Regions from separate parts of the Homo sapiens genome. Here region 1 is linked to region 2. Evidence: read pairs that join two places in POLR2A ChIA-PET (ENCODE). Cell type or tissue: IMR-90. All regions are shown on one strand. Links, peaks and the distances in the headings refer to the core of each region. The heading gives the core; the rest is flanking DNA. Region 1 has its middle 140 kb from the start of LINC02343. Region 2 overlaps FRY (FRY microtubule binding protein).

Region 1 (8,344 bases), core at 198-8,197, 2.0 Mb after region 2:
AATTCTGTAAAAAAAAATCAGATGAAACCCAAAGAAAGTGTAATAGGAACTTAGAAAAATAAGTGTAGAAAATGATAAAACAGAAACCTAACACAAAATTGTTAATAAAAATAGGCAAGATCAGAAGCTTTTACTTTCAAAGTAGATCTATTTCTAGCAAGACTAATTTAGAAAAAATAGAAAGCAAAAAACATTATTAGAAATATAAAATAAAACATTAATGATAATTTTACAGATCTTAAAAAAAATATTATGAAAAATTTTACATCAATAAATTTAATAGCTCAAATTGAATAGACTAATTAACTGAAAAGTATAGAGAAACAGAAATAATGAATAGTCCAATTTCTGTTAAAAGACTAGAATCCTTAATTTAAAAAATAAAGTAGTAATAGCAATAATATACAATTATTACTCAGAGAACAGAGGAATGTAACACTTTCCACAGGTCGATATTCCCCATAAACACAAAAATCCTAAACAAAGTATGAGTAAATATTGCTGAATCCTGTTACATATGAAATATGTTATATATAACATGATTAAATGAGCTTTTTTTTTCCCCAGGAATACAGGATTAATTGATATTTAAAAACCAATCAGTGAAAATTACCATATTAACAAAAGAGAAGGAAAATACAATTTCTTTCAATAGACACAGAATTTTTAAATAAAATGTAATATTCATTCTAGGTTCTTAAAAATCAGTAAAGTAAGAATAGAAATTCCTCAATCTGGTAAAGTTTGTCAAGAAAATATTTAATTTAACATCATCTGTGTGGTGAAGTATTGAACACTTTTTTTCTTGTGGTTAGAACCAAGGAAAAGGTGCCTTCTATCACATCTTCTATTCAGCATTGTGACTGAAATCTTAGTTGGTGCAATAAGGCAGGAAAAGAAAATGAAATAAAGGTATGAAGACTGGGATATATAAAGTAAAACTATCTTTCTTGGTAAATGGCATGATTGTGTATATTAAAAATCTAAAACAATATAGGAGCCATTAGAATAAATAAGTGTATTTTCTTAATACAATGAAAATAAATTGTATTTCTGTTTACTATCAATAAATAATCAAAAATAGAATTTAGGAAATTATTCACAATAGTGTTTAAAAGATGAAATATTTGGAGATAATGAAGCAACATCATTGTCTGGGGTAAATACCAGAGATTCGTCATCTCATGCTAAGGAAATCAAGGACACAGACACACAAGAAGTGAGTTTAAGAGCAGTGGTTTAATAGGCAAGAGAAAAGAGAAAATCTCACTCCCTCCTAAAGAGAGAGAGGGGCTCCTGAGGGGTGTCTTCTGTTCCATGGTAAAATGCACAGGGTTTTATAGACCAGCTGAGGAGGCGGTGTCTGATTTACATAGGGCATGAGAGATTGGGTGGACCAAGTGTGCTGTTTGCATAGCACACGAAGAAGCTGGCCATCCCATCTTAGTCTTTTATTATGCAGATGAGGTGTCTACCTGGCCGGTGCCAAGTTGCTTGTTCCTGTACTGCACACATGGTTGACAAAGAGAAAGGAAGATGAAGCTTCCATGTTGAACATGCCTGGCTTCCAGGTATCCCTTTTCTATTGGCACAGCTGCTGGCATTTACCTATGCAAGCTTTTAGCTTGCTTATCTGTGCACACAGCTTGATTTTTCAGGCTGCTTTTTGTTTGAAAAGAAATGATTTGGGGGGCTGCTTTTTATTAAAAGGAAATCTTACTGAAGACTCTCTTACCATCACTATCTGTCTAAATAATTTATATCTAGCTCCTGTATCAATAATTCCAGTGAAAAAATGCAAAAAAAAATCCACAAAACCATACTGAAAGAAATAAAAAGAAATATAAATTAACATAGAGACGTATCATGAATTGTAAGACAATATTGCTAAAATGTCAGTTCCATTCAAAGGATCTAGACTGGCCAAGGCAATATTGAAGAAGTCAAAGATAAAAACTTAAAACAATCAGATATTAAAACTTACTATAACCCTAATGTAATTGGTATTGGTTGAGGATAGGCAAATAGAGCAATAAAAGAGAATAAAGAGTCCAAAAACAGACCCATACATATAAAGTCATCCCCCTTTTTTTTTTAACCAAAATAGAGCTGTAAAAAGAAAAAAGGATTTCTTATCAATAAATAACACTGAGTCAATTAGATATTCATATAGAAAATAAATAAACTCTGATCCCTACCTCACACTATTCATAAAAGATGATTTGAGTTGGATCATACACTTAAATATAAAAGGTCATGCACTGAAGCTTCTAGAATTAAATAACTGCCTGTATTAATAATTGCAGTTTTAAAATATCTCAGCAGATTCTTCAACACTCCTCACTTAAAAAGGTGAAGTCTGATTCCCCTCCCTTCGAATGTGGGCCAGACTTACCATCTTGTTTCTAATGAACAGAATGTGCTGGAAGTGATGCTCTGTGACTTTTACAGCAAGCTTTTTAAAAATCAAAATAACTTCTGCCTGGTTCCTAGGTGACAAGTGCCTTTGCATACTCGAGCCACCACGTAAGAATCCTGGCTATCAGGAGGCCATCCTGCTGGAGAGACCATGTGGAGAGACCACACAGAAATGGGGGAGATGTCTAAAGAGCCCCACTCGCAATTCCAGCCCCAGCTGTCTAATTCCTCTCATTTGTATTGCTCTCTTATAGCTGCTGTCACAAATTACCAAAAAATTTGTGGTTTCAAACAATACACACATATGCTCATATAGTTCTGGAGAGAGAAGTCTGAAATTAGTTTTACTGGGCCTCAGTCAATGTGTCAGCAGGGCCCTGCTCCCTCTGGAGGCTCCCTTGCCTTTTCCAGCTTCTTTTTTTTTTTTTTTTTTTTTTTTTGAGACAGTCTCACTCTGTCACCCAAGCTGGAGTGGTGCAGTGGCGTGATCTCGGCTCACTGCTGCTTCTGCTTCCTGGGTTCAAGTGATTCTTGTGCTTCAGCCTCCCAAGTAACTGGGATTACAGGTGTGTGCCACTCTCACCCAGCTAATTTTTGTATTTTTAGTAGAGATGGGGTTTTGCCATGTTGCCCAGGCTGGTCTCACACTCCTGGCCCCAAATGATTTGCCCACCTTGGCCTCCCAAAGTGCTGGCATTACAGGCATGAGCCATCATGCCTGGCCACATTTTCCAGCTTCTAAAACTGCAATCCCTGGCATGTGGTGCCTTACTCCACCTTAAAAGCCAGCAGCATGGCATCCTGCTCCAGGGGCCACATTACCTCCTTCTTCAATGTCAAATCTCCTTCTGCCTCCCTTTTATAGTTGTGATTGCATTTAGGACCCAATTAGATAATCCAGGATAATCCCTCATTTTAAGAGTTTTGATTTAATCATACCTGCAAAGTCTCTTTTGTCTTGTAAGTTAAATTCACAGATTCCAGGGATGAGGATCTGGGTATCTTTGGCGGCCATTATTCATTCTTGGTAGGAGATGTAAGTGAAAATGCCCTTGAGGTGACCCTAGCCCCAGTCACCACTTGGCTGCAACCTCCTCATGAGAGACAGAAGCCAGAACTGCCGAGCTGAGTCACCAAATTCCTGTCCCACATACCACGAGAGATAATAAATATTTGCTATGTTTTATACCTCCAAAGTTTTGGTAAAAACTCCCTGGCGAGTTTTTCTAGGCAATATGAAGAAAATTGAGATAGAACAAATGAGCTTGACACAAACTTAAAATTATTTCTTCTAAAACACTGTTTTGTTCTAAAGAGTATATTCTTTCTATTCTTTTGGTGCAAACATACTCTATTAGGAAATTATATTTAAAGCACACTATGGCTCATGCTTTCTTAATAGTCTGACTTGCAAAAAGGCAAAATTAATAATCTCTGTCCATTTCACATTTTAAAAAGTATTGCTTTGAAATTTGCAAGTCAGGGAACTACTGTTTATAGGATAAAGTCTAGCTTCATCAGCCTGCACGCAAAGCCCCCTATAATCCTGCTGTACCTCCTTCTGTGGCTGCTTCTCCTGCTACAACTCTCTGCACTTATGTCTCAATATTTCTACGCCACTGATTTCCTCACACATAACATTCTGTTTTGCTAGAGGATGCCTCTGTGTATTCCATTTGTTTGCCTTTGTTTTTTCCTCAGACTACTTTCCCCCGTCTGAAAACCTCAAGTTTAAGGAAACTTATTCCCTTCTCCACTTTGTGAATATCTGTATCTTAGCATTTAATGTTTTTATCGAAGTGTTCTGTTTATACGTATGTCTCAGCTACTAAACAGTAAGGTCAATAAGGACACAATTTTTAAATCCTTATTTTTTTTGAAATTTGCAGAAGATGTGGAATAAAATAGGTGCTCCAGAAATGTTTGCCAATTTATAGATAAGTTCTGAAATGCAAATAGAAATGTAGGTCTGCTGAGTGTCCCCATCTGGTTTAAATTTCAGTCCAACAGTGTAATCCCCACTTCTTGTGTGGTGATGCTTTAACTGTTTCTATTTTTAGGTAGACTTGTCTCTCTGACAAGTCTTTCTTTGATGAGTCCAATCTTCTTCCCTTAACTTCTACCACAAGGCCCCATTCTGCCCTCTGGAGTCATGAGATAAAGTCTGTCTCTCTTATGTAATAGTGTTTCAGATAGTTAATGCTGGTGAGTGGGTTTCCATTTAGTCCCCTCCTCCGCAGACTAAATGAACTCTTCTTGTCAATTTTTCATTGACAGCCTTTTTAAGCCTTCCATACCCAGTCACCATCTGTGTTGGTCAGTGTTGTTTTAGGCTGCCAGTATCAGAAAGCATAACAACGATGACTTAAACAAGATGGCTGCTTATTTTTCTGCGTAAACAAATCCAGAGGTAGGCTGCCCTGGTGGTGCCATCAAAGACCCAGGCTCCTCTCATTATTCTTACTATGGGGCTTTTCTCCTTTCATTGCTGTCACATGGCTTCTACATGGCCAATCTGCCTTGAGAACAGCATTTCTATCCCATCCCAGAAGAGAAAGAACAAAAAGAATGTATGTTCCTGTGAAATATGCTCTCTTGAAAGGGCTTTCTCAGAAGAATCACAGTTTCATGAACATTTGATTGAACATAATTGTGTCACGGAGTTGCAAGGGATATTGGGAAACATCATATTTTAGCTGGGCACATTATCTTCTTGAAAATACCGTACATGAGAAGAGGAGAATAAATATTGATATTGATAGGCAACTAGTAGTGTGTCTCAATGAGCAGAACTTTGCTGTGACTATCTTAAAAGAAAGGCTTCTAGTTAGACAACCTGAGGTCAGGAGTTCATGACTAGCCTGGCCAATATGGTGAAACTCAGCCTCTACTAAAAATACAAAAATTAGCCAGGCGTGGTGGTGGGTGTCTGTAATCTCAGCTACTTGGGAGGCTGAGACAGGAGACTTGCTTGGACCCAGAAGGTGGAGGTTGCAATGAGCCAAGACTGTGCCATTGCACTCCAGCCTGGGCAACAGAGTGAGACTCTGTCTCAAAAAAAAAAAAAAAAAGGCTTCTAGATTAGACGATATATTATATTCCTGATGAGCCCAACAAAGTATGAACACAGCCTGTCTCTCTCTCTCTCTGTTTATGTAAATGTATTAGGGTAATTGAGGATTGGGTGTATTTTTTAAGGTGCCTCATTGCTACTATAGGTTTATTTCATTCTTAACAACGAACAAGAACAATTTATTTCCCTCCTTCTGCTATTCAGCTAGGTCTATACTAAAACTATACAGTTGTATTCTGAAATTGAATGAAGAATGTTTCATTTACTCCAATAAAGTTCATCATATGTATCCTGGTCCATCATTTCAATACTTTGATTTTTTTTTTGAAACTTAATTTCCTCATCCAATACATTCACTAGTCATCTAAAATTTGCATATCTGCAATTTTGATGAGTCTTTTATGACTCGATAAGGGAGGCATACATATAAGCCTATAATTGGGTGTAAGTGAGACAAGTATGTTAGGGAAGCTATGTACAGGGATAGGAACTTTGGGGAACATGCATCTGGCTCACCTTGTAGATTCTAGAAGGTACAAGAACTGCAGAGAAGGTGATATTGATGTTTATCAGTAAAGAGGAGATGAACTTCTCCTGAGAGACCATACTGAAAAAAGAAGTAATAGAATAAGAAAGGCCCAGAGATGTGATCGACTGAGAAATGCTGTGACCCAGCAAGTCAAACATCCAGAGCAAGCAGCAGGAGGGGAGGCAAGAAGTGGTGAAAGTTTATCTGGGAAGTTTGAACTTTACTTCTGAGTGATAGTCTTTAGAGACAGACACTAACAACAGAGATATATTGGAAAGATTTTTCCCATAACTGTCTTTAAAATTTACAACTACATTTTTATTCTCAACTACGGTTGAGTAGAAAATAGATGAGAGGAGATGATTCAAGACCTTCCTTCTTCTGTACCATGTGATCCTATTTCCCTTCAGATGTAATGACCATATGTCTCATGTTTTTCCAAGAATCTTTGAATTTCAAATAATCTATCTTGGGCTGCCCAAAGTATTCTCAGACTTGTCAGTCTATGTGTCCTGATTTTTTTTTTTTCCAGAAAAGGTAGTCACTGGGCCTCCAATCACACAAGTATTGCAGTATCACATAAGTGGTTCTTTCATCATGTTTTTTTCAGGTCTATCTAGGGAGTGAGCAGATCTGCAGTGTGATTTAGAGAGCCAAAGAACACCATGCTTGCCATTCTTTGTATTTAATGACAACGAGAAATTCCGGTAATGAAAGGGGTAAGCAACAGCACAGCCTGTAAGCTTGTATTTTTAGCCTGTGTACAAGAGGCTCACAACCTTAATTTTCACAGCAACATAAATATTATGAGTATAATTAACCATGAATATTTGATGAAGTTTGAGAGCATTATCTGCACTTGCTTAATATCGCTGGATGTCATTCTAAATTCTGGATGCTTTTTAAGTATGGAAATATTCTCTTTGTGCTGCCAAATTTCTAAACAAATGCCTGGTGGAAAATTACACCTTAGCCAGAATAATAACCCAAGTAAATAGGTAATAATGGGTTTGTATTTTGCATATTAGCTTGACATACAGCGTTAAAATGTCCCAGGACATTAAATACTGAGTTTTTATAAAGAGAATTGAAATAGGCCTAATAGCCATGATTTATCCAAGAGACTGATGCATTACAGAAGAGTATTTTTTATATGTGAAAAAGAAATTTGTGCCCTGTTAGAATGCCAGGTATTCTCAAGTTGAAAATACACTAATTTGTAGTAAGCAACTGAATACGTATAGAATCTGGGGATGCAAACCTTGGTGGTCCACTATGTGCCTAGGGCAACTTAAAGCCAATCAGAAAGCAAGATGTGTGCTTACTGCAAAATTTTTCCTGATTTTGCTTTTTTGAAAATAAGAAAAAAAGTCTTCTTCAAAATATGCATTTTCTTTATTTGCACATTTTGTGAGTTACACTAAAAAGGGAATGGTCTCTAACAAAATGTGTTTTAAATGTTAAGGCCAAGTACAGCCATGTGCACTACCACAGACTTTCTTAGTCCTCAGAGGCAATTTTCTTCTTTGTGTCCATTGATAAACTCCTAAGGCTGTTGGGTAAGACTTGATGCTTCCCGTGACCTAGGCTCTGAGGATGTCTTAGATTGGCAGACTCTGGTAGATATGGTGGCTTAAAGATGGCTGCAGATTATTTTCTAGTTCTCCCACTGAGCGGAAGAGCCCAATATTCCTCTATCTGAATCTGGTCTAACCTTTGAAATGCTTGATTAATAAAGTATGGAGGAAGTGAGGCTTATGCTATTTCAGTCTAGCACTTAAGAGGATCAGAAGCTTCCACCTTGCTTTCTGGAACCACTGATTAAGCTGAAGCAATCTTTCTCCAAGTAATCCCAGGCCGCATGGAGAGGCCACATGTAGGTGCTCTTGTGAACAGGTGAAATTGCTCCAAGGGTCAGCATCAACTTCCAGCCATGTAAATGAGTCCAGTGACCTTGGACATCCAGCCCAGTCAAGCCTTCAGCTGACTCTGCCCCAGTCACCATCAGACAGACATGGCATAAAGAACACCAAGCAAGAACTGCTCAGCTGAGCCCAGGTTTTCCACAGAACCATGGGGATAATCATGAATTATCATTTGCACCATTAACTTGTGCAGCAAATTGTACTGTAGCTATAGATAACTAAAGCAGTAGGGGCAATGAAAATGTATCATAAATTTGAGAGATTTTTGCCTCCTCCTTTCCTGTTTCCCTCCCATCTTCCCTTAGTCACAAGTGAATGGGAACATCTAGCACAAGTATGGTCAGAGAACAAGCCTCAGATAAACACACTTGAAAGACATAGTAGAGAATTTAGAGACCG
Region 2 (8,344 bases), core at 186-8,185:
AATCTCCACTGACCACCATGTATGACATATATGCTCATATCTCTTGGATATAATTTTACTCTCTGTACACACGCTTCTTACTCTCATGTCCTTATCTTACCCACATACAATAAAGATGAAAATAATGTTTCTTTGCATATAAACTTCCACTGATGTTACAATAAAAAACTAAGAATAAAACAAAAATCATACCATCAAGCTTTTGAATGAATGGACGATTGAATAATTATAAGTAAACTTTGGAAGCTTTTATAAAATTTAGAAAAAATTGAATTAGGTATGGGAGTATAACAAAAACAATAGAAGTGTCTGCTAGTTTCACCAGGTATTTTTGTTTCACCTGTATCACAGAATATTTATTATTTATGAAAAAGAAATAACAAACTAATTTCTCAACTGAAGTAAGAATTAGCAAACACATTTCTCGGTGGAGCTATTTTTAAATTTCAAAATGGATCTACTAACACATAGTTCATGAGCAGGTGAAATATTAGAGGCTCATAAATACTTGCTAAAGTACAAAGTGATATTTCTTATCGTCTGGGAAAGCACCCCAGCCAGCCATCAGCTAAGCTGGGCCTCCATTTAAGTCACTTTTTTGGTGTTATTGATCAGTGGGTTTTCTGCGGCTCCTGTGACAATATTTAGGACAGAGGGGACAGTGGCAGAGGCAGATAGAGACTCCTAGCCCACAGTGAAGAGACACAAGTATGTTTTTCCTCTGCATTGCAGCACTGCCAACAAGGCCTACTTCTTATCGTCATTGTGGTTGGCACTTTCTCCTTCAGACTCATCCTGTCTGCCCTGTGCTAAGGCCTTTTCAGCTAAAATATTTACCTGGAGTACATTACAAATAAGAGAAGCAGCACTAACTAGGAAAGACAGCCTTCAGCTGAGGAAATCAGAAATCTCATGTCTCGTCTCTCACTGACTAGTTGACTAGCCCTCAGGGCTCTTTATCTCATGTACCCATTTGCAATCCCTATGTAAAACTGTGTGTCAGGTGCTATAATGAGAGGCTATCATATGCATCATATACTATTCTTAAACACTAGAGGAAAAAAGTACACTTGAAATCCATTCATTCTTTCTACTTTTGAGAGATGTTTATCGTATTTAAATTCTTATAAATGATTTTGCCTACTTTTCAAGGACAACTAAGACATTATAATGGTTATACAAAGAATACTATTAATTTTCTTTAATATCTATCTATGTTCAGTAGAGGCTGGATAGCAAAACATTTACTCTCATTTACAGTTTATTATATACCAAGTTCTACCAAAATGGGTCAGTGAAAAGAACCTAAACATAGAAGTTAATCTTAAAACATTAACATACTAAAGATTTTAATAGTAAAAAAATGTTTTATTTTGTTTAAACCTACAGGAGAGGAATTTAAGTATAAGTTATGGGCCTGGTTACTCACCTACTCTTCTATGGACAAGTATTGTAATTTTTGGCTTCTGTTTTTTTATTTCTTATCAATTGCTTGTTTATCTCTAAAAGAGTTAAATCCTTTGTTCCCACATTCATTCTACAATAATATATCTTGGTATCAGTCCTTAAAATATTATTTATGTGTATTTGATATATGTGTGTAAACATGTATAATTTCTAACTCTAATCAGTTCAGAAACAGTGGAACATTTTCCTGGCTGCTCCAGTTTACACACACACACACATACACACACACACACAGGTAGTATACAGTCTTCATCCATTAAAAAGCAGCGACGTGATTCTTGAACATTTTCCTGGTGCATGAACTTGCGTCTTTGCCACGAGTTTAATCTGAAGGCACCTGTCCAACATAAATAATAAAAGAACATTCTAAAAATACCCACTGAAGGAATTAGGTGTGTACTGGAAATACGGTGCTATGAAGAGCCAATTACAATTTTTCGTAGCACAAACAACCAAAGGGAGAACGGTTTCTCAGGAGAGGACTCTTGATTCGCAGGTGATTTTTTCATCGTGTGGGGATCTGGATCTGCTTGAGCACCAGACAAGCTTGGTATCTTCTGAGGACGGTGCCCGAGAGCAGGAGAACATGGATGACACAAACAGCGAGCAGCAGTTTAGAGTCTTCAGAGACTTCGACTTCCTAGATGTGGAGCTGGAGGATGGAGAGGTACGGTGTATTCTCTGTAAAAATAATCCCCGCACCCTTTTCCTTGACTAATGAAACTATTCTTTTTACCTGCTAAATAATGAGTTTTTGTAACAAGATCTTTAATTGGAAAGTTGTAAACTTTATTTTGAATCAACTTATTCAAAGTACAGCAGCTAAACTTTGGCAAAAGTTACCACACCCTTCCTGTCTGAGCCCACGGCAAAAGCTGCCAAGTTATTTCTAAACGGCAAAGACCTGAGTTTTAATGACCACACAAAGACTGTATGTGTGTGTGTAGTCCCAAGCTGGACTTAAAAAAAAAATCACAAAAAACATTTCAGTTCTTAGCCTGTTCACTGGTACCTGGGTAAAATATGCTAAGCATTTAATCATTTCTAATGTGAAGTTTCTCTAATTCAATTCCTTCAAAGCTTGCCTGCTACAACATGAGACCAGAGCCTGAGGGATCAAACATTTTTGTGCTTGATGAAATCGTTAGAACTGGAAACAAAATGCAATGCACACAAGAGAGCTCTTTGCTCTGCTTAGCTCGGTGGCTGGTGTTCTAGACACTGGAGCAGCCAAATTCAAGTCTCAGTGGGCAAATGCAGATTCATTTATTTTGGATGATAATCATGGTAATAAGATACTTTCAGCTATGAATCATGTTTGCAAAAACAGGTATTGAGAGGAGGAGCATCACCTGTCAGTCACCTTCATTTCAGTAGCTTAGAGGCATGTTCCACCTGAGAGGCCGTCTTTTGCCTCATGGGATCAAAACTCAGTTCACTTAAGTGAGACTGGATGATGCAAAGGTGCCTCGTTCGGAACCGGGCTCATGGTGTTGTCAAGCTCATGTTTAACTGCACCAGATTTCCCAAACGACTCTCTGCTAGTCCTACAATTGAAGAGGCAGGCCTAGATCCCAAGTTTAGGATTTCCTGCAGTAGGTAGGCACCTCCTTACTTAACTACAGGCTTGTGGGAAATGATGCTTCAAGTAGCTGCTTACCTTCCCTAAAAGGATTTTATTATTGACCAACCCGCCTATGTCTAATTGAAGCCAAAGAGCCCTTTGCTTTTGTCCTTCCTGGCCCACTGATGACCCTGGATGTCTGCCCCAGCAGGAGAGAATCATGTCCTCGGAATAAAGAAGGTGTTCTTCACCAATTCTTTCCCTGGAAAACAAGTTGAGCAGATCCGGTCCGTAAGCAGTATAAAGGCACTGCTATCATGTATCCTTAAAATAACTGCCAGCTTAATTTTCACCTTGAATTGCTTAAGAACCAATAAAAAGTATTGCAGGTTTCTGTGATCCATAATAAATGATAGAGAAAGCATTCACTGAATGCAGTGAAGATTGTTTTAAGTCTAAAGCAAAATACAACTGTTTTGAATACTTTCAAAAATGTCTCTGAGACAGAGCTCAGAGTTCAGCTAGTGTCAAAAGACCAGCTCCCTGATCTGACAACTGACCTAATGTTTGCTCTTCAGTTAAAATTCAAGCTTGGACACCTGTTTCCCTCTGGAAGTTATACAAGGGAGGGAAAAAACGGATGAAGCAAGAGAGGCATCATTTCCTGTCTCGGCCAGAGAAAAATGTTATGTGAAACGACCTAGCAGGAATGATGTAAAGCGAAGTAATCCGACACAATTTCAGAACAGCTCACAAATTTAGTTTCTATCAAAATAAAGGAAGGAAAAATCTGGGATGCCCGTTACTTAAAAATAAATATTATACTAATGTTTTTCAGGGACAAGAAATAAGGAATACTACACCTTTTTTTCTGGTCTTCTCTTTATTGTCCTAGCCAGCAATAACTAAAAAATCACAGTGATTATTTTATCTTTCATTGTTAAGATTTTATAAGAAACTGGCTGGGCACAGTGGCTCACACCTGTAATCCCAGCACTCTTGGAGGCTGAGGCATCCTAGAGGATCACTTGTGTCCAGGGGTTTAAGACCAGCCTGGGCAACAGAGCAAGACCCTGTCTCTACAAAATTTAAAATTAGCCAGGTGTGATAGCACATGCCTGTGGTCCCAGCTACTCGGGAGGCTGAGGTGGGAATATCGCTTAAGCCCAGGAGGTCAAGGCTGCAGTGAGCCGTGATTGCACCACTGCACTCAGACTGGATGACAGAGTGAGACCCTGTGTCCAAAAAAAAAAAAAAATTTAGAAGAAGAAACTCACGGGGCTGAGAGTGTACATTTTATCCAAATAAAATAAGGCATTTGAGAATGTTTTGCTACTTCCCAATAAAATCACAATAAGGGATTCTAGCATTCTTGGAGTAGAAGAGTGAAGATGCCTGAACTTCAGAGTCCAACAGCTCCAGGTTTGAATTTCATCTCTGCCACTGACCTTAGCTATATGACCTTAAGCATGGATGCAATTCCTCTTGCTTTCCACTTCTTTGTCTATTAAGTGGGTATAAGAATACAGGTTGAGCATTCCTCATCTGAAAATTCAAAATCTGAAATGCTCCAAAATCCTAAACTTTTTGAACACTAACATGACATCACAACTGAAAGATTCCACATCTGACCTCATGTTACAGGTCATAGTCAAAATGCAGTCAAAACTTTGTTTCATGCACAAAATTATTTTAAAATTGTATAAAATTATCTTCAGGCTGTGTATTTAAGGTGTATGTGAAACATAAACAAATTTCATGTTTAGACTTAGGTCCCATCCCCAAGATATCTCATTATGTATATGCAAATATTTCAAAAATTTTTAAAAATCTGAAATCCAAAACACTTCTGGTCCCAAGCATTTTGAATAAGGCATACTCAACCTCTACCTGCCTGTAGAGCTGACATGAGGATTAAATAAAATAACCAATGTATAGTGTCTAGCAAAGTGTCAGGCATATAGTTGGCATTGTAAATGTGAGTCTCCTTGTACTGTCATTGGTGAATAATTTTAGTATATCTTCATCTGATAAAGTTAGGCATACTTGGCGTTTAGATCAAAGCACAGTTGTCAAAAAAAGAAAGACAAGTCATTTTGTCATATCTATTCCTTTTCATTGGTCTCAGAATTTACTGAGTGATATCTGCAAGAGTTTGCCCTTGAACTTTTTAGAATCTTTAAAAGGTGTTGTGTCTTTGCTATTAATTGCATATGAACAGTAAGCATCATGATCACAAACACTTTTAGCTTTGTGAACAGGCTCAGGTGATGCCACCTTTATTTCCAGTTGATGACCCTCATTCATGTTTCCATAACATTTAACAGTTTTCTCACGAATACATATTTAGGCATTCCAAAAAAGTGTTGAGGAGACCAAAGTTGTCACAGAGGTAGAAAGCTATTTCAGAAATTGTAATAATGATTTGTTATCCCAGCTCTATCATCCACAGCCAAAGGATTTGGAATTTCTGATGTTTAATGTTGATTTTTCTCTTTGGAGTTAGTGTATATTTACCTTTTCTTTTAAGGTGCACCTACTGAAGTGTATATTGTTAGCACTGTTGGTTAATGTTGTGTTAACACTAAGAGAAATGTTCTTGAGTATCTTTAATATAATCATTGTAAATAGACCTTTTGTTTGTTTTTCTGCTCATTCAATCTGCTACCCAGGAACTTCAGGTAAGATGATGCTGTTTTTAATTCAAATATGCTAGTAGATGTTTTGCATCTTTGCAGATTTATAACAACATAATTGCTTTTTTCCTCCCTTCCAGAATATATATGCTTATTTGCGTGCATATTTCCATTTAGGTGTGTGATATAAGAGGTATTTTTCTTGGCTGCTCTAGTATGGAAATGTTTTCTAAAATGTAAATACATTTTTAAAACCTTTATATGCCTAGTTCTGAAAGTTGCATGATTATATCTCAGAGAAGTGGAGTTTTCAAATCTGATCTATGGCAATCCTATCATTTCTCATCAAGTGGTTGCACAACTGGATGGGTTTTATTGTTAAATTCTTGTATTAAAACTGAAATCACCGGGTACCATGGCTCCCACCTGTAATCCCAGCATTTTGGGAGGCTGAGGTGCCAGATCACTTGAGGCCAGGAGTTCAAGACCAGCCTAGCCAACATGGCGAAACCCTGTCTCTACTAAAAATATAAAAATTAGCCATGCCTGGAGGTGCACGCCTGTAATCCCAGCTACCTGGGAGGCTGAGGCAGGAGAATCCCTTGAACCCAAGAGGCAGAGGTTGCAGTGAGCCAAGATCATGCCACTGCACTCCAGCCTGGGTAACAGAGCAAGACTCTGTCTCAAAAAAAAAAAAAAGTGAAATTAACAATTTGCATCTAACTATATACCATACATACTTTCAGTTGAATCTTTTTTTCCCCCAGGAATTAAAGGCTATCTCTATCTTTGTGTAGTGACTAGATAACTTTTCATCCAAACCAGGGCCCTTTTAAAAGTAAAAGGGGGTACTAATAATATTTATACCCAAACCACAGGCATTAAAACCGGGATCATCCTGGGCAAAGTGACCTATGATCAGTCTCTATCTACGTATATCAGACTTACTCTAAGTAGAACATTTGGGGGAGTATATTTTGACCACAATGCACCCAAATTTCTTCAACAATAATTCTTGTTTGACAGAGTTCCAATATGAAAAAAAGTGTCAAAAAATAGTATTTCTAACATTTATAGAATGTTTAATCATTAATACTTTCCCATCTCAGTGTAAACCCTCAGTGGTTTTTAAGTTTGAACTGACATATACAGAGTGTTCATCTGGACTAGCCATCCTCTGCATTTTCTCACATGTAGGAAACTGCTTTGACTTTTCACTTTGTATGTAACATAAAATACAAATCTGACATTTGGGGGAGAGGAAGGATGGAGGGTGGGTCTCCCACTAGGGCCATGCTGAGAAAGCCTGGTTGAGTTTTAATCACCATGGACTTTACCTGGGTCCAGACTGCAATGTTGTTCCATCATCTCAACCTCTCAGCCACCACCAGGGGAACCATTTCAACACCCTTGCTTCTAATGGAGATATTACACCTTCCAGCAAGACAGCCAAACCTTATTCCTCCAAGAACAGCTTTCCCTGCCTCCCTATTTTCACACCTGATTGATTCAGGTCTTCACCAGAGCTGCCGCCAAATCAGCACTAGCAGTGACCTGTGCCTGGTATAGCCTTCTCCCACCTGGATGTCTGTATTCCTCTGCAAGCTCATGGTTCTGTCTCAAGTGCAGCGTGGGAGACCTCCAGAATCGCTGCCTAAGATAGTTCATCCAACCCTTCCAGTCATTTGGCACAAGAGAGTCAGTTTTTTGAATTTGTGTTTGTATATTTGTCCCTATAATTTTCACATTCTTCTCTTTTTACTCTGCATAGTTAGTATTCTGATTTTTCTGTATTTTCTTCCTTTCTTTACACATTGGATTTTCCTTTTCTTCCCAGAACTTTTGCCTCTTTCATATATTGTTTTATTTTCTCACTGCTGTGGCTATTTTTAAAATCCCAGTACAACAGTTAGCCATTTTCTACCAAAAAAAAAGAAAAAAACATATGGTGGTAATTTATCATAGCAGATACTGGATGTTAGAAACAATATTCTGAGTCTGCATTCTTTTTTATAATCAAACACCCCTAAGAGCAATCATAAATATCATATGTGAGGATGAATAATGATGATTTCTATATCTTATCCAGATTGTGCTTAGGATTTGTGCCTGTTGCCTTCTACCATGAATAGCCCAAGCAGACTTTGAAAAAGCTATGCCTCTGTTATATGACAGATCTGTGAGAATGGCAAGCTTGTTTCACTAGGAGACAGACACGACCCTCTGCTTTAAAACAGAGGGAAATTAATAAATGATAATGCTCATAAGTTTAACAGTAACTCACATCTCTCATATTATGTTGTTCACTGAGCTCTCATCAGAAAAAGTTGTTTTATTTTATTCCAATGAACCATCAGGCAGTGTTTCAAATTACCAGTAAATGAAAAGATTCTGTACTAGATTTTGTCAGATCATTTGTTTAGGTTAAAATTTGCATATCAGTCAGCTGAGTAATATTTTTCTTCCTTTATTCCTAACAGAAAGAAAAATAAAACCCAAATCCATTTCTAGAAAAAAAAAGTTATGTTAGTCAAATACACTTATTTATTAACTGATGGTTTGTAGAGAAAGTCTGAATGCAACTAAAAGCTTTCTTTAACACTTACATGGCCACTTAAGCTAGTTCTCGGTAATTCAAAATATACAAATCAACAATAATATTTGGGGCCGGGTGCAG

Evidence for each region. ChIA-PET counts read pairs that join two places held together with the same protein. Peaks named below come from ENCODE experiments on the same cell type or tissue, not always from the same donor. Only the 100,000 strongest peaks of a DNase experiment are listed, where the experiment ranks them.
Region 1: POLR2A ChIA-PET joins it to region 2 with 10 read pairs; 1 of 35 experiments calls an interaction of 5 or more read pairs at or near these places.

Annotation. Positions count from the first base shown.
Region 1 is chr13:34,204,056-34,212,399 of GRCh38, forward strand. No RefSeq gene overlaps it. Among named protein-coding and RNA genes, the nearest start is that of LINC02343, 140 kb to the right of the region's middle. In IMR-90, for the core only: no CTCF peak of the experiment used is centred there; a DNase peak (open chromatin) is centred at 3,506.
Region 2 is chr13:32,252,261-32,260,604 of GRCh38, forward strand. FRY (FRY microtubule binding protein) reads left to right here. Exons shown (of 61, transcript NM_023037.3): 51 at 1,964-2,134. Among named protein-coding and RNA genes, the nearest start is that of ZAR1L, 59 kb to the right of the region's middle. RefSeq lists an enhancer at 1,366-2,565. In IMR-90, for the core only: no CTCF peak of the experiment used is centred there; a DNase peak (open chromatin) is centred at 3,711.